Regions from separate parts of the Mus musculus genome. Here regions 1, 2 and 3 are each linked to region 4. A link is a loop called in an ENCODE intact Hi-C map of the cell type or tissue named here. Cell type or tissue: gastrocnemius. All regions are shown on one strand.

Evidence for each region. A loop is a pair of places that touch in the nucleus more often than their neighbours do. Peaks named below come from ENCODE experiments on the same cell type or tissue, not always from the same donor. Only the 100,000 strongest peaks of a DNase experiment are listed, where the experiment ranks them.
Region 1: a loop joins it to region 4, with 8 times the contacts of the local background. A loop is called at or near these places in 41 of 42 quality-filtered maps.
Region 2: a loop joins it to region 4, with 4 times the contacts of the local background. A loop is called at or near these places in 9 of 42 quality-filtered maps.
Region 3: it touches region 4 in a loop (4-fold over the local background); 20 of 42 quality-filtered maps call a loop at or near these places.

The regions. Positions count from the first base shown.
Region 1 is chr10:25,486,002-25,491,001 of GRCm38, reverse strand. Epb41l2 (erythrocyte membrane protein band 4.1 like 2) reads right to left here. Exons shown (of 20, transcript NM_001199265.1): 12 at 1,909-2,051. Among named protein-coding and RNA genes, the nearest start is that of Smlr1, 48 kb to the left of the region's middle. In gastrocnemius, a CTCF peak has its summit at 2,273 (motif pointing right); a DNase peak (open chromatin) is centred at 2,293.
Region 2 is chr10:25,413,426-25,418,425 of GRCm38, reverse strand. All of the region lies in intron 1 of Epb41l2 (erythrocyte membrane protein band 4.1 like 2), which reads right to left. Among named protein-coding and RNA genes, the nearest start is that of Epb41l2, 56 kb to the right of the region's middle. In gastrocnemius, a CTCF peak has its summit at 3,027; no DNase peak of the experiment used is centred here.
Region 3 is chr10:26,137,314-26,142,313 of GRCm38, reverse strand. No RefSeq gene overlaps it. Among named protein-coding and RNA genes, the nearest start is that of Tmem200a, 61 kb to the right of the region's middle. In gastrocnemius, a CTCF peak has its summit at 2,687 (motif pointing right); a DNase peak (open chromatin) is centred at 2,693.
Region 4 is chr10:25,266,073-25,271,072 of GRCm38, reverse strand. Akap7 (A kinase (PRKA) anchor protein 7) reads left to right here. Exons shown (of 8, transcript NM_001379238.1): 5 at 3,605-3,765. Gm25016 (a small nucleolar RNA gene) reads left to right here and starts at 4,898; the gene lies at 4,898-5,000. In gastrocnemius, a CTCF peak has its summit at 2,394 (motif pointing left); no DNase peak of the experiment used is centred here; H3K4me3 peaks cover 317 bases; H3K27ac peaks cover 460 bases.

The DNA of each region.
Region 1 (5,000 bases), 220 kb before region 4:
TAGGGACAGCCGACCTGACAGTCTTCTCAGGCATGGAAGGACAGTCAGGTTGACGAGGGGCTACAATAGGATCTAAGACCGAATCCAATGTGGCCACTTCAGAGTCACCCTGCTCTGATGTCCCACCCATGGAAAGCAGCTCGAAGCTATCGAGTGTGGTCTGATCAGCCTCCCCAAAAGGGTCTTCCTCTGAAATGTCTGACAGCAAGTCCACTTCAAGGACTGGCAGGAGGTAAGGAGGAAAAGATGAAGTACAGCAAATGAGAGGTGACAGGGGGCACATGCAAGTGGTCTATTTAAACAACCCATGGTTGGTGATGAATCCCACAATGGTTATTTTCAAAGAAACAAGAAGGAAACAGAAGAAAAGAAGAAACATTAGTGAAAGCTTCACGCCCAAGCAAGTTTCATAAAAAACAGTCATTAAAAACTTAACTGAATAATCCACTTTTAAGGAGAGAAACTGGACTCCTTTTATCACATAAAATTTACACATATTAATGACTATGAGGTTTTAGCTAACATTACTCAAACCTAGCTGCTGACACATGTATCTAAAAATGCTAGAAAAATGCTCATAGAACTAGTCATTTGCTAAAGATAAGAAAGATTTCATTTAGAACTTAATACAATATTTGTCTAGATTTTTTTCATAATTACATATATAAACTGAAGACAAACTGAACAGAAATCCTGAACTTTCTCTTCAGTAGCTGTTTGTTCAGATACTCTGTAAGCATGACTGAAAAGATTCTGACCACTTAGCACTTGAAGGATATCATGTAGAACACAAGCTGTGTTGCTTTTTAATAAATGGTATTTAGCCAGATACTTTTCAACACGACAATCACAAATTGTTTAACAAAAGGATGCAAATGATTCGTATCCCCTGCTGTTTGATACACTGTCCTGTGGCATGTGTCTGTGGTGGCCACAGAGGCTGTCAGTGCTTGCAAGAATTCCTACAGTATCAGCAGATGCTTCAGCAGTTAATAGTTCCTTTACACGTTCATTCTGCATGTCACTACAGTTTTCAAAGCCAGAGCTAAAAAGGCACAGTGTATCAAAAGGATGATCCAGGCTGTGTGTGTGTGTGTGTGTGTGTGTGAGGGGGAGAGGGAGAGGGAGAGGAAGTGTGTGTGTGGGAGAGAGAGAGAGAGAGAGAGAGAGAGAGAGAGAGAGAGAGAGAGAGAGAGAGACTCTGTGTGTATGTGTGTGTGTGTGAGAGAGAGGGGGGGGGAGTGTGTGTGTGTTTGTGTGTGTGATCTACTTCCAATGTTACATATAAAATAATGCTTTGTGCAAGCATGGAAATGATTTGTGAGGAGCTCAAAAGTTCTTTAGTCAAGTGACTGGTAACCACTTGAAATGACTTTAGTAACAAAATAACAAAACTGACAGACTAAGGAATGCCTCAGTTCATTAGCTATAGTGTAAGCACAAACAAGGCAGAGACAGCATATAATCCTGCACTTATTCACAGCTTTGTATTATTAGTGGATTCATTTTAAAAAATTAAATTAATGTAATAAAAGACAGGGATTACCTTTAAAATTGACTAGTAATAAAATACGCAATTTCAAACCACATGGCTTTTATCATTGTTAAGTCAACTGATAATAAACTAAGAAAACAGGAAATGCCAGTACATTGCTTTCTTATTTTTGTATAATCTACTCTGTTCTTGCATTAGTATAATTTACACGGAAACAAATATTTTACTCTGAAAAATAATAAAAACAAGGTTAGAAATCACAGTGCAAAGTAGCAGCCTCCATTTGAAACATAGAAGATTGTAAGCGTAGGTTACACAACAACAAGAAATTCTGACGTCTTAACTACTAAAGGCAGCAGAGAGTCTCTGATCTGAGCATCCTACACAGCAGCACAAGTGCTAATAGGCCATACCTTTCCCTCAGCGGGCAGGGGTGTAGCTTTTGTTGGGCTTTTGCTGTCCCTCCGGCCATCCTGGATGGTAGTATAGCTGATAACTCCAGGGCCAGGCACTGAGCCCTCTCCAGGAGGGCTTTGGTCCACAACACCAATCGGGGCTAATCAGAAGAGAAGTTGAAATACATTAGACCAGTGAATGTAAAGCTTTGAAGAACAGAACCCCTTAACCAAATGTAGCTAGACCATAGTGTTTGAACTTTGGATATATCAATATGTAATATAAACTTATTTTTAAACTAATACAAAACTCTACTAATAGTCTGAGTTTTTAAAAATCCATCCAGTAAATCAGATTTTTGAGCATGTGGCTCACCAGGTACTTGGCCAGTAGGAGGAGCTCTCGGCCCAACTGCAGAATTACAATGTCACCAATACTCTCTCTCATAGTCAGGCAGAACCAACTGTGTGCTGCTGTCCTTTCTCTCACAGTAAGGTAGAACCTACTGTGTGCTGCTGTTCTCTCTCTCAGTGAAGCAGAACCTACTGTGTGCTGCTGTCCTCTCTCTCAGTGAAGCAGAACCTACTGTGTGTTGCTGTCCTCTCTCTCTCAGTGAGACAGAACCTACTGTATGTTGCTGTCCTCTCTCTCTCAGTGAGACAGAACCTACTGTGTGCTGCTGTCCTCTCTCTCACATTGTAGCAGAACCTACTGTGTGCTGCTGTCCTCTCTCTCTCTCAGTGAGGCAGAACCTACTGTACTAGTGTTTTTGTCATAGTGTTGGATCACCTCAAGAGTCAGCAAGCCAAGTGACAAGTCTCTCTACCAGAGACTCCTCCTGAACAATGAAATACCCCTCAGGTCTTTTCCTCCTTATAAAAAGTGCTTTACTTTTTACACCCCGTGGTCTGCTTTTTTCCATGCACCAAGAAAAATTCCAATAAACAAAAAACCCAGAGGGCCGGAAACTGTTAAAGGATGGTGTGTGTAAGCCATCAGTTCAACAAGGGGTCTACCCTTTCAATCTTTGTTCTACACAGTACCAAACACTCCACACCCCTCGCCTGTCCCGCCACGACCTGCCCCTTTCCTAGCCCTGCTTTTGCATCAAATGATACTTCTTCTTAGACCCATTTGCTTTAGTCAGGAACCTCAAATTCTAGAACATCACCCTTTAATACTAGCAAGTCAAACAGGGCCCTTGAATGTATTTTCAAAATCCACACAAATTGTTACAACATTAAAATGAGTTCACATCTTACATTATACCTATTTATTTCCTAAAGCTGGTTTTTGCTTGTTTTTGCTAAGGTTTTACTAATTTTCCAGTGTAGAAGCATATAATTATGCATACCTCTTTGACTTATTATACAATTTTAAGCACTTGCTGCCATCACAAATTATGACAAAATGAAAAATCTGACCAAAAGATAGTTTCAACTATACTAATACTGAAATATGAGTCAATATAAAATTAAAAATTACAAAGCCAAGTTGACAATATGTTGATGGCACACATTTAAACACTCGCCCATTCTATTGTGTGGTAACCAAGTGATCTGCTCCAACCTAAGGTGAAGACCACAGCAGACACTGTTATGTGACCACTGCATGCAGTCTGTGGGCTTCCTGACTCAATCTTCTCTCACCATTCTCCGGGACCAGTTGATTCTTCAAAACTAACACTGCGCTCTGCACGGTAGGACCAACACACTAAGGATCCCTCCAAGGCTTCCTACAGAATGGAGCCAGCAAGCCTAGCTAGCAGCAGCAGGCTCGCCTACAAGGCCTGAGTGTGCTGTCTTTTTTCTGGTCTCTCACTTCCGAGCCGCTTTGCACCTTCCACTACCTGGGATGACCTATGTTCTCCTCTCTTGTCATGGCTGTCTCTCTTTCATCCTTCTAGGCATCTGAGAAGGCTTCCTTCCCTGAGGACTCTACTTACGCAGCCCAGCACCCCGTCTATTGATAACTCAGATTCAGAAAACACATGAAGATTGCTGTTGTTCCTAACCTCAGAGGAGGCTCCCTGCTTTACGACAGCTGCTCTGGGTGATCTTTACTTTTAAGTCTTCTGATGTCACCTTCAACTCTGCCTGTGATGCAATCACTAAAGGAAGATTATTCAACTATCTATATTGTTCAAACCTTCAAACACAACACACATCAGCAACACTGATGGAACCCTGATAAAAGGCTGGAGGAAGAAGCTCGGTGCTGGGTCAGAGCAGCTCTGCCATGCTGGGAAACAGAACACAGACCCCAGCCAGATTTCACTGCCATACTAGCAAGCAAAGTCTCCTACTTTTCACAGTAACACAATCATCCTTTTGATGCCCTGCCCATCCGATGGATCACAGTGTCCAAAGCACAAATGGGAAATAAAGGATTGGCGCTACGCCTATAGCTTTTCCTCGGGAAAACTGTTCACCTTCTGTAATAACTGCTCAATCAAGATGGCAGGTTTCCCAAAGAAGTGCACGGCCTACAAAGATGCCCTGGCTGACTGTCCTTCATTAGCTCTAACACAACATGAGAACTCTACGGCCTCCAGTCTTAGAACAAAAGCTGGCGACGGTCCCCAGAAGGCTCCTCTGGGGCAGAAACAACAGCAACTGCATCTACTCATGGCAAGAGCAGACTCAAGAGATGCCTACTCCAACTGGCACGTTTTGTTCAGACCTACTACGGAATATACTTAGTTGTTGTCTGACACTGCTAATTCTCTATAAATAGTCTTATCTGGAAATATGGACAATTATTTGCTTGAAGCCTGTATTTTTCTGGTGATTCCTTAAAAGTTTAAGGAAGACTCTTGTGCGTTAACAACCACATATATCAAAATAGCCACAAGCAAAGCCCGGGAAGTAACTGTGTGTGCCTGCACCTATTTAGTCATTTCTTCTACCCGGAAAAATAGAGCAAGGCTAACCTGTGAGAATCCTCTACTAACGAAAGAATGTTAGTCTAGGAATCATCTGTCTTATCTAAGTATTTAACATCTTACTATTCAAGTCCAAATTTCATATTTCTATAGTTATATAAAGAAACAACAATCAAAATGGTATTTTTGCTAATAGTGCAATAAAAATAAAATTTTTCAAACTAT
Region 2 (5,000 bases), 150 kb before region 4:
TGGGTTTCCACAAGTCGGCTGTGGAATTCTGCTTCAGAATCCTGACCACTGAATGTGGAGTAGAACCTTAGCCTATTTTATGTGAGGCCTTTTAATATTGCACTGTGGTTCTTGCATAAGTCCACACACCTTAAACCCCAACTCTCTAACCAAGCACGGCCCCACCTCCCTACCATTCACATTTGGATACAGACATTTCCACAAACAGGACTGCTCTAATAAATTTTCTCAAAAGCATTTTTAGATATATGCAATACATTATAAAATATGGGGGAAAACAAAGCCACAACCTGAATGAGCATGTATGTGACAAATGTCTACCACACAGAACATGTGAAGGAACATGAAACCAAACTCAAAATCTGGACAAGTGTTGAAAGACATTTCTCACAGTATTTACTAAAGGCCAATCACAACACGAAAAAAGTTTGAGATTACTCATTATAAAATCAAATTCACTTTGTAATAGTTCTTCACACCCACTGGGATAGCTGTTTTAAGAAAAATGAAGATGAAAAGTTATTTGAACAGTGTTAGTGTGTAATCCCAGCACTTGGAAGGTGGACCAGGCGCTAAAGACAAGTCTGGAGTACAAAGCAAAACCATACCTGAAAAATAAAGCGAATATGCACATGCCTGTGTGTGTGCACGAGAACGCACATACATACACACGGTGTTCATGCGGATCTGGGAAACCTAGAGCCTGAATGCTCTGCTGATGGCAATGGGAAATGGCGGTGCAGGCTCAGGGAGGGGGTAGGAGTTCAGGATGTGCAAGGTTTCTTCTATGCAAGAGGAAAGGGTTTCAGGTTCCACAACATCTTTGGCTGTAGTATACAAACAATGTAGAAATCCATGTAAAGAACCCAGGATGGGCAAGGACACACAGTAGAAGCAAGGACCAAATAGAAAGCTGTGCAATAGGCAAAAGCAGAAAAGTAAGGGGCATCCTACTGGACAGATCCTTGCTCAGTTGTGTGCACTGAAGGCTCAGGGCTCACTGAAGAAAATAAGGGAAAAGATTCTAAAAAGGCAGGGGAATGGGAATTTTGCTTTGAGATTGTCTCTCAGGAAGTTATACCCTCCATGTCTCACCAACATGGCAGTCTAAACATAACCTGAGCAGGGACAACACCCACAGATGTGCTAATGTTGAAGCAGGAAAGTTCTTTAAGCCTCAACCCTAAACTCAGATCTACAGGCAACGACAGAACGCTGAGAGTGGGAGACACAGTCTTCCCCAGCGAAGAACACAGCAACTGAGTATCCCACACCAAACAGTTAGCCCTGTAAACATATATAAAAACATTATTTTATGGACTAGGCAGGCTGTGTGTGTGTACATCAGCAATAGAGAAAACCGCTATGAATCTGAAACAGAGAGGAGGTACAAGGGAGGATCTGGAGAGAGGAAAGGGAATGGGGAAATGATATAATCTAAACGTTTTTAAAAATTATAATGAAAAAGAAGACAAGATCTACGCAAGCTTAAGCTTGTTAGTACTGCCTTTGGAGGAGGAACTGAGGTTAGATAAGAAAATAAGGTCTAATCTATAGTTTCTGAAGAACTAGAGAAGGAAGTAATAAAGAAATCTGCTCAGTGTTGCACTGTTCTAATGAACCCGCTCCTTTGTTGTTTAAAACACAGAATTAAAAACACAAGCACGTCCCAATGTTGGACATCAACATTAAAGTCAGCCATGAACAAACTCACCTATGTGAGATCTGTGAAATAGATAAACTCAGCAAATATCCAACTAACAGAATGGTGAGAAGAATGTGGCCAAAGAGATTGGGAACAGGGGTGGGGGGTGACAGAGGGCGGGAGGGGGAGGCATTTAAATAGCTGAGCAGCAGAGCCTTTCACGGAAACCATTATCACAGGAGGAACAGTGGGGATGTGAGGGAATACATTCAACTTTGGATTGGGTATCAATGAAACAGAGACAACCATACGTGGAGGTAAACTGAAATCAGACAATTATTCAATTAACCTGCAAGACAGGAGAAGAGGGGAAAACCGATGAAATAGAAAACAAACGGCAAGACAGTGCCCACCCACATTAAGAACTACATGCAATCATCTAAAGGCACCAATGAAAAGACAGAAAGTGTTATGGTGAACGAGAAGGCAAGAGCCAACTTTATGTTATGTACTGCAAACAAAAGCCAAGGCTTAGCTGGCTCAGGCAAAGCAGAAGCCATGTCCCCAGGTAACGGAGGCTGCCATCCACTGAGCCAGGGAAATCAGTACCAAGATCAGCCTCAAGACCCAGAGTGCCGTGAAGGGGAAGCTGCACAAACAGGTTACTTCAAGGCAAAACTGTCTGATTACATTATGGAGATGGTAGTCCAAAAACTGGACTGAAGCAAATGACAAAAAAACTGTTTCTAAGAACAATACAGTTCAGTTTACCATTTGCCTTCATAGTTATTAGATAAACTCAGCTCTGCTACAAAGGAATGTGCTAGTCCAGTGGTTCTCAACCTGTGGGCTGTGACCCATTTTGGGAGTTGAGCAACCCTTTCACAGGGGTCCCACATCAAATATTTACATCAAGATTTGTAACTGCAGCAAAATTACAGTTATGAAGTAGCAACAAAAATAATGCTGTGGTTGGGAGTCAGCACAGCACGAGGAACTGTAGAGATCCTTCCTGACTGCTCTAGTCCGAAACCTTCTGAGAGCAGCACCGCTGACAGCTACAAGTCTTCACGGGGACAGGAGAGACACAGCTATGGTCCTTCCCCTTCCCATTTCTAGCACTAGACCTGAAAAAAGGAATTCCAGGGCTTCTCCAAATTCATAGGAGCAAAAATGTCAACAACGAAACCTCTGAGGGAGGTGGCACCCTCTGAGGATGGGATAGATATTCCATCAGAACCTGATGGTCTCACTGATCAAGACCTCAGTTCTGTACAGAATTCCTTATCTCAGAAAACACCCAGAGCGGCTTCTTCTTCCTTTCTACTGAGAATTACCAAACACCTGCAAGTAGAAATGAAGGTGCAATTCCCGCAGCAGCCAGACAGGGGTGTCCTAGGCAAGCAAGCGGATGTACAGAGGGCCAGCATGTGAACAGGCCGTCTACCACTGCTTTAGTCCTTTCCCACCTCCTTCATCTACCACATTAGTAACATGGCTCCACTGTGGCTGTCTTCAATGTAGACAGAAAATGTCACGCTAGTCATAGGAAGTCATATCATGCCTGATATGTAATGGGTGAGTAAAAGAACATTTGATGAATTTATAAGCAACGGCATATAATCATGGAGTAAAGGCTACTACTAGCTCCCCATTCTAAAGAAAGCACACCAAGACTCAATGCGTTCCTGCCTCTCCATCCAGGCTAACTGCTGTACACCCTCTTGTATTTCTACCACTGATTACATTGTCATTTCTTAAGTCTTACTACCAGTGTCTTGAGAACTCAGCAGCTCTGTCTTCTTGAGGTTGCATCTCAGCCCACCACATGGAAAGAATGGACATAAAAGTGCTTTGTACTGAACAGCAGCAATTACCAAAGTCAGCTCCTCAAATGGCATCCCAACTTCCCATTGTTTCTCTCCAGGAATTCACTGCTAGAGACTTTACTGATAGACAGCTTGAAGTTGTCTTTAAAGTAAGTAACATAAAAAACAAAGAACTAATGACATTGCAGTAATGCCAAGACTATTGATAAAACTTCAAGGATTATTTTTATATTTACCTAAAATTATACACAAGATTGTGTGTGTGTGTGTGTGTGTTCATGTTCACATGTGTGTGGTTGTATATGTGTACATGTGTGTGTTAAAGGAAATTAAGCTACTTGAACTGATAATGCTCCCGACAGACAAAAAAAAAAAAAAAAAAAAAAAAAAACAAAAAAAAACCAGCATGAGACAACTCCTTTCCAGTGGTTGATCAGGGAAGTCCACAGGACCCCCACAGTATTGTGGATTATGAATATGGTCTTGGTTGCCTCCCAGGGGTTGAGAGTGACACCTATAACTGAAGATCACACACAGTTAGGGTACAAGACTTCAGCTAGATCTGACCTAAATCCTCCTTCTGAAGTCTGACTTCCTTGGCACCTGAAGATAATTCTATGCAGGCTGCCAAGGGAGGAAGCAATTAATAGTTCCTCCCCACTGCCTTCCACTGCCCCTCCACAGCCCTCACGCCCTTCAACTCCAGCCACACACCAACTTCTGCAACAAGAAATGCATCTCCATGCTCCCATGTGCATTAATGCAAACCTTTATCTTAGGTCTACACTGTCCAGTTCTCATGACTACATTTAAAAACAAACAAACGAACAAAAAATACAACATGATCTTCCAGATCCAAGACTGAAAATAGGCACTAAGTGAACAAATGCAGCAATGAATCTACTACTGATTTTTCAGTTACAAAATATGTAGAATGACACTTGGGCCTGAGTGGACCCCAATAGTTGATTGTGAATTGATGGTACATATACAAATAACAAAAGCCATGAAACAGAAATCTAGATGACAAACACCACCAGCTAAATCCACCACTAGCACCACTCTCTCTGCACCCCCTCTTTCTCTGCCCCCTCTCTCTCTGCCATCCACACCCTATGAACCACACAACCAGTGTGCAAAGATTTGCCCTGGAGAAGTAAGGGCTTGTATGTGTGTTCTGAGGTGTACACGTGTACACACACACACACACACACACACAGAGGTAACCTCCCCTTTGCCCTACTTGTATAAACCTTTCCTCCCTCATGGTCAACACTAATCTGATGATTACATATTCAAGAGGTATGGTATGGAAATAACTGGGAACCATACCAGATCTTCCCTAACAATCCTTTCCTATTCTCCTTGGTAATTTCAGTTTGACCAACTAGACTAAACTAAACGGCAAAGTTTTAACTCAATAAGGAATCTGCTTTTTTCGGTTCTGTTTCTATAGAAAGCTAAGCATCCTTGCTCTATCCCAAGTAAGGAAATAAGGAAATTCAGGTTACTTTTCTCTTCCATAG
Region 3 (5,000 bases), 870 kb before region 4:
CAGATGACAGCCCTCGCAGACTGAGTGAAGAGGGGACAACAGCAGTCCCACACAGAATCTCTTTTGAGCCTTTAGCTAAGAAGTGAGCAGCATATATTGCCTCAAGTAGATGAAGCACTCATGGGATAAAATGGCAAGATTCTTGGGACTCATGCACAGCTTCAGACATAATCTACTCCCATCAGCTCAGGTGGACCAACTCCTAAGTCATTGCTCATCTGCATGGACCTAGAAGAGTTTGCCTCAATAGTAGGATCTAAATTAAGTCTAGAGCAGTGGTTAGTTAATACAAAGATCAATGAGTCTAAGAGCTGGCTCTTTGAGAAATTAGCAAGATGGAGAGAGAGAGAGAGAGAGAGAGAGAGAGAGAGAGAGAGAGAGAGAGAGAGAGAGATAGATCAGAATATTTTAAGGGAACACTTTAAAAAGCTGTACTCTATTATGCTGGAAAACCTAAAGAAATGGAGAATTTTCTAGATTCCATCAAATCACCTAAATTAAACTAAGAAAAGCCAATGGCAGAAATAGACCCACAAAGAAGTTGAAATGGTAACAAAGTTCTAACTAAAAATGTTCAGGTCCAGATGGATTCATAACAGAATTATATCAGACTTTCAAAGGAAATCTACAGCCAATTCTTCCTTCTTAAAACATTTCAAAAACAGAAACAGAAAGGGCATTGCCAAACTCATTCTATGAAGCCAGCATTATTCTAATGCTCAAGCCAGGTAAAGACACAAGAATAACGAGACAGCTGCAGGCCAGAATTCCTGGTGAACACAGATTCATAAATGCTCAGTGAAATACCTGCAAACCAAATACTGACATACATCAAACACATTATCATCCCCCATGACCAAGTTGGCTTTATCCAGGAGATACAGGGGTGGTTCAAAATACACAATTTAACACATGTTATAAACTGCATAAGTGGTTTGAAAGGTAAAAAAAATCACATGATCATCCCAACTGAGCAGAAAAAGCCTTTGACAAAAATCCAACATGTCTTCATGATGAAAAGTCCTAGAAAGAGTAAGTGGGACTAGAGGGAACATACATCAGTATCCATCATCATCGTCATCGTCATCGTCATCATCATCATCAATGAGGAATCCACGGCAAACACCATCCTAAATGGGGGAAAAACTTGAAGCAATCCCAATGAAATCAGGAACAAGACAAGGCTGCCCACCGTTCCCACTCCTTTTTGCATTGTGCTTGAAGCACCAGCTGGAGAAATAAGACAGAGAAAGAAATTAAAGGGTGTAAGGATGAATAAATAAAGCCTTAGCAAGGGAGGCAAAAATATTTATAGACTTGAAATGACTAAGAAAAGAATCAGTGGACTTTAAATGGATGATCACAAATGCCCCCATCTGACAGTCAGAGAAAAATAAATGAATAAAACGTGTATATATATATCCAGAAGCTATGGGAAAGTATCAAAATAGAATAGTGCTAAATTTAACCAATCTATAGGAAGTCAGTAAATGAAAGAAAAGATAACAAATAACAAAGAATAAAGTATCAAGATATATCTGACAATGGGAATTAAATTAAGGACAAATAGGGGTTGCTCAAAACAACTTTACAATATTCAAAAATTACATGGGAAACAGATGTCAAATTCGTGCATGTAAAGGCAATAAATAACATTAAAGTATTAAGAAACCACAACATAATATCAGGATGCATCCACTTGGATAACGAAAAACTCTGACCATAGCAAGGGCTGGAGGAAACTGTGAGAGACTAAATTCAACACTGACTGGTGACACTGTACACACAGAGAATGGTCTTGCCCTGATGAAAGACAGTATATCGACTTTTAAAAGGGCAATAGACTGATATACAGTACAGCTACCCTAATCGACGTAACTATCCAACTTAAATGAGAACATCTTCACATAGACAAGTTATAAGTGAGAACTTACAATAGCCTGAGCCTGTTATTGTAACATCCAACCATAGAAACATCCAGGACGTTCATTTTCACGTGAATGGGTGAATAAGCTATGAGGCAGTGACATGAAGAACAAGGAGCTCTTAATAAACTCAATAGCAAACATAGATCTTGAAATAATTATGCTAATTGTCATGTGTGTACAAGTATTTTTCCCATTCATAGAAAATTCAAGCTAGTCTAATTAATAGGAAGCAATTGGGCACCTGACCTCCAGGTATCTTGAGGTCAGTTCTGCATTCTGCACCTTGCTCCCTGGGAAACAGGGATTCTCACTTTTCTCTGCACACACCAAGAATGGTCTTGTCATATATGCATATTCACACATCCCTCCCCATGGATGCCCTTCTCCACAGTGCCCGCTCCTTACTGCTTTCTGGACCCTCATCGTACATCATTTGTTAATCCCAGTGAGCTCTTCCACCTGTATTGTGTTTCTTCAGAGTCTGAGCTGGGTAAAATGAGCTGTCTCTTTTGTGACGGTTGCTGTCTTAGTTTCCCCCACCCCTGCCCCTGCAACAATGGATTACAATACATGGAAGGTGTGGATTCCATCATGGGATTGTGTAAGCAGACTAGAAACCTCATAGTCATTCACGATATCATCTCTATGGTAAAATGAGCTGTATGTTCTAAATAAACCAACCAGAATCAGTTAATAGATGTGTAAGCTTGATATGTTTGAATAGACTGTTTACTGTGGAAGCCGCAGCTACAAACCACTAGGTGGCAGTGTGGTCGCGACTAGCTGGTGAACTGAAGATGGCGTGTTGAATCTCAAGCTACTGATTTGTTGTTGTGTTGTTGTTGTTGTTGTTGTTATTGTTGTTGTTTGACATTTAGAAGTCTACAATAGAAAAATGTTCATGAAATAACAGATGAAAAGCCAAACAGTGGGAGTCATGAGAACAGCCATTGACATAAGATAGAACTAGTTTACAGCAGTTATGAAATGTCAAAACATCAAATAATATCTCCTGCTCATCATCGATGTAATAACGTGCTAAAATGATTGTCTCTACAAGCATGTGCTAGGCACTGTGAAACATGGGCAGGTGAAAGAATATCGCGTTGATTTTCTCCTCTCATGCCTCACAAGAGCCAGGCTTCCTAAGCCCTCTGTCTGAGTTTTAGCCTCTGAACCCCACTTCTATTGGCCCACCTGTGTTCTTTGTTGTGTGCTATGTTCTTATTAGATGTAATTTTTTTTTGAAATATGATGAGAAGCATCTCCTGGAGCTATATTATTTATTTGGATCTTCCTGAACTTCTACACAAAGACAGCGTCAGACACACTCATAGTTTGCTCGATGAATGTTCCTTTCATGTTTAGGGGATGGTTGCTTAGCACCTGTGCAATGAAAATCTGGCCAAGGCTCCTGAATCTCAGCTCTCTCAACTTCATTTTTTGCTATCAGTAAAATAGGACAACAAAGTCAATCTTACAGAGTGTGACATTATTTAAAGGAGATCTTGACTTTTGTAATAAGTGCCAAGGGCCACATTAAGAGTTAGTTTTCCATCCAGACTGAAAGGGGAAGGGCAAAAAAGCACACGTTCCCGTCCCCTTCGTGTGTGCCTGTTAAGCACTGGATACAGCCTAGGCCCAATGAATATTTAATCAATGCATGAATAAATGAAGGACGAATCTATGAGGGTATACAGGAGAAGCACAGGGGGTGAGTTAATAAATGTGCTCTGGCATTTAACATCCTGGAACATCTTTATGACCACTTTAATTTTGCATGATTAAAAATAGAAACAATAGTAATAAATAAATAAATCCTTATAAATAAATTAAAAAGACCCTCAAAATATATCAACATGTAGATTCAGAAAATGTTGTTCAACATAAGGATAGTGGTTTAGAGTGATTAGGTGAATCCTTAAATACTTTAGGGGGTCGATACCTTCCTTGAAGATGACTAGGTAACCCTCTTATTTTCAGACTAGAAAGGCAGACCTTTGAATTTAATGCTCCCTGATCCCCCTCCCCGCCGCACAGTGCCATTTCAATTTGGCAAAAATCTGTATATGAAGATGCTGTTCATTCTGCCTGGCATTCAGCAGTGAAAAGATAGATACAGCGAGGAGAAGTGTGGGACAGTGTCCCATGGCTTCCTGCAGCGAGCATGGATAACAACAATTTATTATACATTTTATGAGCAACTGGAAGAGAGAAACTTCGAGTTTTTCAATGACGAAATGATAGATGTTTACAAAGATAAAAATGCTAAGTGCCCTGACTTAATCATAGCACATCATATGCCTGTATCAAATTATCACAGTGGACTCCATACATGTACAATAAAAATAACTGAAGATCGATTCACTTATTTTATGTATGTGTGCCTGTGGGTATGTATGTGCACCACATGCATGCAGGTGCCTAAGCAGGCCAGCAAAGGATGGCTGATATCCTAGAACTAGTATTGCAGGTGGTTATCAACCATTGAAGTGGGCACTTGGAGCAGAAGCCCAGTCCCCTGTGAAAGCAAAAAGTGCTTAACCAGTGAGCTATCTGTCCACCTCCTAAAGGCTCATTTAATTAATTATTAATTAATTAATTAATTTATTTTTGAGAATTTTGACTTTAAGTACCACATTTACATAATTCCTCTTCTCTCTCCAAATTCCTCCTGTGATCTCTCCCTCAAAAGCCCATGATCTCTTTTTCTATAATTATTATTGCTATAGGTACACACACGCACACGCACACACACACACACACGCACGCACGCACGCACGCACGCCCTATTGAAAGCATTTGGTATTGCTGATAAGTACACGTGTTTAAGGGTTGATCATTTGGGATTATGTAGCCTATCGGGAAATCGGAGGGCATTCATGTCTAACACCTAGCTAAGTATCAGTTATAAAAATGTAAGACTTTATTCTTAGACTTACTTATTCTTTTTTAATTGGATATTTTATTTATTTATATTTCAAATGTTATCCCCTTTCCCAATGTCCCTTCTGTAAACACTCTATCCCATTCCCCCTTACCTTGCTTCTATGAGGGTGCTCCTCAACCCAC
Region 4 (5,000 bases):
ACATATGCCTGCTATCCCAGTAAACAGTGTCAGTACAAGCAAGAGCCTAGCATGTGCCCCAGCAGGCTCTTACTCGTGGCTGTCCGTCATCAGAGCTGTTACTTTCCTGGGGTGGGGTGGGCATTTCTGGTTCAGCTTGCCCCACTCACTCTCAGGGCCATGCTATTCCATTCCACGCCTCCACTCCACAGTCCATAAAGGTTGACTGTAAGTCACTGATTGTAGAATTCCTTGCTGTCTCCTGTGGCTTTTGATGTATTAAGTTCAAGCTTGAATTCTTTGGAAAACCAAAGCAAGGATGAACAAAGGATTATTCCTGTTTCTGACCCATATGGCTCCTGAGGGAATGAAGAAAAGGCTTGAGTTGGGGAGAGGGTGAGGGAAACATAGAAGAGAGGAAAAGAAAATACATTAGTAATTCACGGTTGGCCACATTATGATGAATGTAGTTAAGGTCTTGACGCAGTCGACCCTTGTGTGACAGCCAGCAGTCTTCTGATCTTTATGACCTTCAAGGGCAGAGAGAAGCAGAGATATTTCTTGCTTTATTTCAGCTTATCAATATACCAATCATAAGAAGAAACAAATGCTTTGATGCTTCTCAAGGAAGACAAACCAAAGGTGTGCCCCGGAGTGAGAGTAGTTGGGCAGAATCTCACCCTGTGTGATGGATTGGTCCATAGCAACAGTTGTCCTACTTTATCAATTGTCAGGGTTCTCTAAGGACAGAACAGGTCGGGTATGAGCACACAAATTCCCGTTCTCTATCCATCCAAGTAGAAATAGCTGCCTATGTAGAGATTCATTCACAGAACTGGCTCACATGGTTGTGAGTGTTGGTAAGTCTGAAATCTATTGGGAAGACTGGAAGGCTGGGGAGCCAGAAGAGTTTGTGCTATGGGCTCAATCCAAAGGCAGTCTGGGAATAGAATTCCTTTGGCCCCAAGTCTTTTCTCCAAGGGTTTCAGCTGATTTCATGAAACCTGCCCACATCTGGAGGAGCAGAGCTGTCAACTTCTAAGAGATGGTGTGATGCAAGGTGTGTCTTCTGTCTGGGCGTCTAACTAGAAAATGGATGGCATTTTCTGGAGAGACAGTTTTTAATGTGAATGATTTTTTAAGTACCCCTAGTCTAACTTTGTTTTTTCATCTCATATTGTATAGTATGTTAGCTATTTGGATTAGTTCCTAGTCCATATTCATTTTAATTCTTCAAAGTTTAGGATCTTGGACTGGTGAGATGGCTCAGTGGTTAAGAGCACTGACTGCTCTTCCAAAGTTCCTGAGTTCAATTCTCAGCACCTACATGGTGGCTCACAACAATCTATAATGGGATCTGATGCCCTCTTCTGGTGTGTTTGAAAATAGCGACAGTGTACTTATATGCATTAAATATATAAATCTTAAAAAAAAAGAATAGGGTTTAGTCAATAGATTGGATGTTGAATATATCCAACAGACATTTTTAAAATCATGAACTGGTTTTGGTAGCTATTATATGAGGTCCTTTTGAGTCTTCACAGTGTAGAAGGAAGAAGTAGAAATATTTTAGGATAAAGCAGCTGTTAATTGATAAGATAGTTGTCCTAGCTTAATTTGAATATCAGCTGTCCTGAACTCAGTTTCAGAGTTCTGTTTTGTTATGCATATACTCTTTTTTTAAAAATTAAAAACCTTTACTTAAGTTAAAGAATAAACTTAAGTATATAGAAGTCTTTCACAAAGCACTCTTGAGAACCCATGTTTAGAAGGATCTAATAGCAGTGCTTCCTAAGGCACCCACTGGATCAATAGCGCCTCATTAGGTAAATGCTTTGCTTTATTCAGCCAGATAACTGAATGCCAGCACTGTGTAGGCCGCCTGTTTCCTTTACCAGGACTCTGCAGATTCATTGCTTCTGGGAGGTCTTAGTCTCTCTCTCATGGTTTGCCTTAGCTTGTGGTTTATAGTTCCATGGGACTGGATGTCTTGTGTTAATTCCTTCAGTCTACTGTATGTGTGTGAGTGCTCTGTGATCCCGTGCTTTGCCTCACAGAATTCAGCGAAGGGAAGGGCAGCGTTGGACTAGGAGTGTGTCTGTGTCCCATGGCTGCGAATGCAGTTAGGCACACCTGACTTCAGAGGTAGCCGTGGAGGCGCAGGGAGAAACGCTGGCATGTAAAAGCAGTTCTCCAGCATTACGTTATCTCTGCGGTGTGGCTGAAGTGCATGCATGGGTTCCTTCAGAGCTTGGGTGTGAAGATTTAGAAATATGAAAACACTACAGAAATCTGTATTTCGTGTATTTGACTGCCTTGATCCAGAGGCAGGTTTGTTAGACAGTTTGAAAAGCCTCTCCAAACCGCCTGCGTTCATTTCTTTTTTAAGCAATTGCTGCCCTCTAGTGAGAGTTTAATTTTTTCTCATGCTAAGCTACACCCACCAGAATTCTTTTTGAGCCGGAAGTGGAAGTGATTGACCCTAAGTTTAAGACTGTGCACAGTTTGCTCGTATCTGATTCGAAGTATAAAGAGCAATGAAGATTTGAAACACAAAGTGGCCATAAGTGAACACGGGCTAAACAGCTCTAACAAACTGTTAGCTCTGGTTGGCAGATATAGATAAACTTATACTTTATTTGAACCCAGTTTTAAGAAATCATATCACAAAGAGTGTTGTATTTTGAGAGAAAATGCCTATTTCAGTTTTAGTGGAATGCATTGCAAACAGTGAGTCCTGTTTTTCTTCTGTTTTGTTTTGAATCTAGGACTTGGGCTGGGGACATGGTTTGGTTGGTAAAGTGCTTGTCTGCTCTGTCAGACACAGCCTGGGTTTGAAACTGGGCATGGTGCGTGCCTGTCACCCTAACATCTGGGAAGTGGTAGCAGGGTGGCCACACGTTCAGAACCATCCTTCTGTACATGAGAACCTGCCTGAAACCCCACCCCTGGAAACAAAAAACAAACAGAAGGTTAGAACATTCCTCACAACCTAGCAAAGTTCTTGTGTGTGGTAGGTTGGTTTGGGATATATCATTAGTAAAAAATTAGTAAAAATGTAGTTTTAATTCTCTCTCTACCCTGGAGGGATAGATTGGATCTAGGACTGGAGACTGAATCTAGGTAGGCCCTCGCACACAGCCAGCAGGTGCTCCACAGCAGAGCTGTGCACACAGCACTTTCAGTTATTCCGGTAGTGTTTTCTTGGTTAGCAGTTTATTATTTGTTTATTTTGAGTTAAGGTCTTGTTGTAGTCTACTACTGTGGTCCAGCTTGGCCTCAAACTCAAATTTGCTGTCCTCCTGCCTCAGCCTCCAGAGTTCCATGTTTACAGGTGTGTACTACCACATCTGACTTAGAAGTTTCTTGATGAATAATGAAATACGATCTGCTTTTATGTCTTTAATAGTAATTATAACTAGGAAAAGACTTAAGTCACTTCTATAGTTGTCTAAAGATTAATATTGGTTTTTAAACATAGGTTAGATTTAAATGATATTTTGAACTTTGAAATAATTACTATAATATACAATTTATTTTCAAAAAATTGGATTTCTTTATTCCATATTTATTTTATTTTTCTATTTTGCTTTTTATGCCATGCTGAAACGTCATCTCTCACTAGCGGTACCGATGCACTTTTGGAATTGAAGCCATTCGTTGAGGAGATCCTTGAAGGGAAACACTTGGCTTTGCCCTTCCAAGGGATTGGCACTTTCCAAGGTCAGGTTGGCTTTGTGAAGCTGGCAGATGGAGACCATGTTAGCGCACTCCTGGAGATAGCAGGTAAGACGGACAGTGTTGCACTCAGGAAACCCCATGTGTGTTTTTGCCAGTGGCTGTCATGGAGATCTGGTGTCTTCTAATTTGGAGAATCAGTATAACCTCACTGCACATGAACCGCTTTGGTGTTTGTTGTGTGAGCAGTGGCTAAAAGCCTGGGAGGTCCTCTTGAGGAGACTCTTGATTCTGGAGCTTTCTAGGGAAATACTAGACTGGATTCAAGTATGAACTGTAAGTCCTTTGCTTATGAGATTTTACATATGATCAGCCCTTGGTAAGCATCGAGAGAATGAGAGACAATCACCATTGCTACTCAGAGGCCTGTGGGAACTGTCACCTCTATTACAGAGAGCCAATCAATGAAGATTAGTCACGTTTTCATTTGTACAGCCCCCTCCTTCCCTTTGGCTAGTTTTTTGCTGAGGAGAATGTCTACTTAGGAGAGTCTGAGGCCCCACATTCATTATAGGCCACTTATAACAAACACACTCAATTGCGACAAAGTGGGGGTTGGATGGGTGGGTGAGCTTTGGGTTTGACTGGGAGATAGTAGGTTAGTGTTAGGCTGCACACTGCACTCAGTGCTGTGTGGCGCTGTCTTGTGCCATCGCGAATGCTCACTCCTCTTTGGTCTGAAACACTGTCAGTGTTTGGTATATGTGTGGTTTGCTTTTCTCTTTTGACTTTTCTCCTCTACTTATCTCTTTTTCTCTCCTCCCTTTTCTTCCTTCTTCCTCTTTACCCCTCTACCTCCCTTATTCCCTCTCCTTTTAACTACTTAAAAAATAATGTAGGAACTGAATGTCTAGTACTAAAATGAAAGCTAAGGTTTCCACAGATTGTTGTTATCCCTACAATCTCTTTCTGGGTCTGTCTCCATTTAATTTGGCCGCCATCCTGAAGCTGGGTCCTTGTATTCTCTTAAAATATATGCATATTTATTTTAGTTGGTTTTAACATGATAAAGAGAAGATCATATTGTCTGTGACCCTTTAGGACATGCTTTTATTCTTCACAGTATATTACCTCTGTGTGTTAATAGTTGCTTACTTAAAAGCACACTTTAGTGGAAGGCTGGGTGGAGTGGCAGTTGGTTTTCATGGTTGGTGTTTCTTCTATGCTTTAAAGAATTTGACCTGCCCTGCAGGTGCCAGGTGTGGCTGCCGAGTCCTGTGTGTGTGTAAGTGGGTGGCAGAGGAGAGAAATCCTATGTCTAGGCTCAGTGTTCTAACCTATGA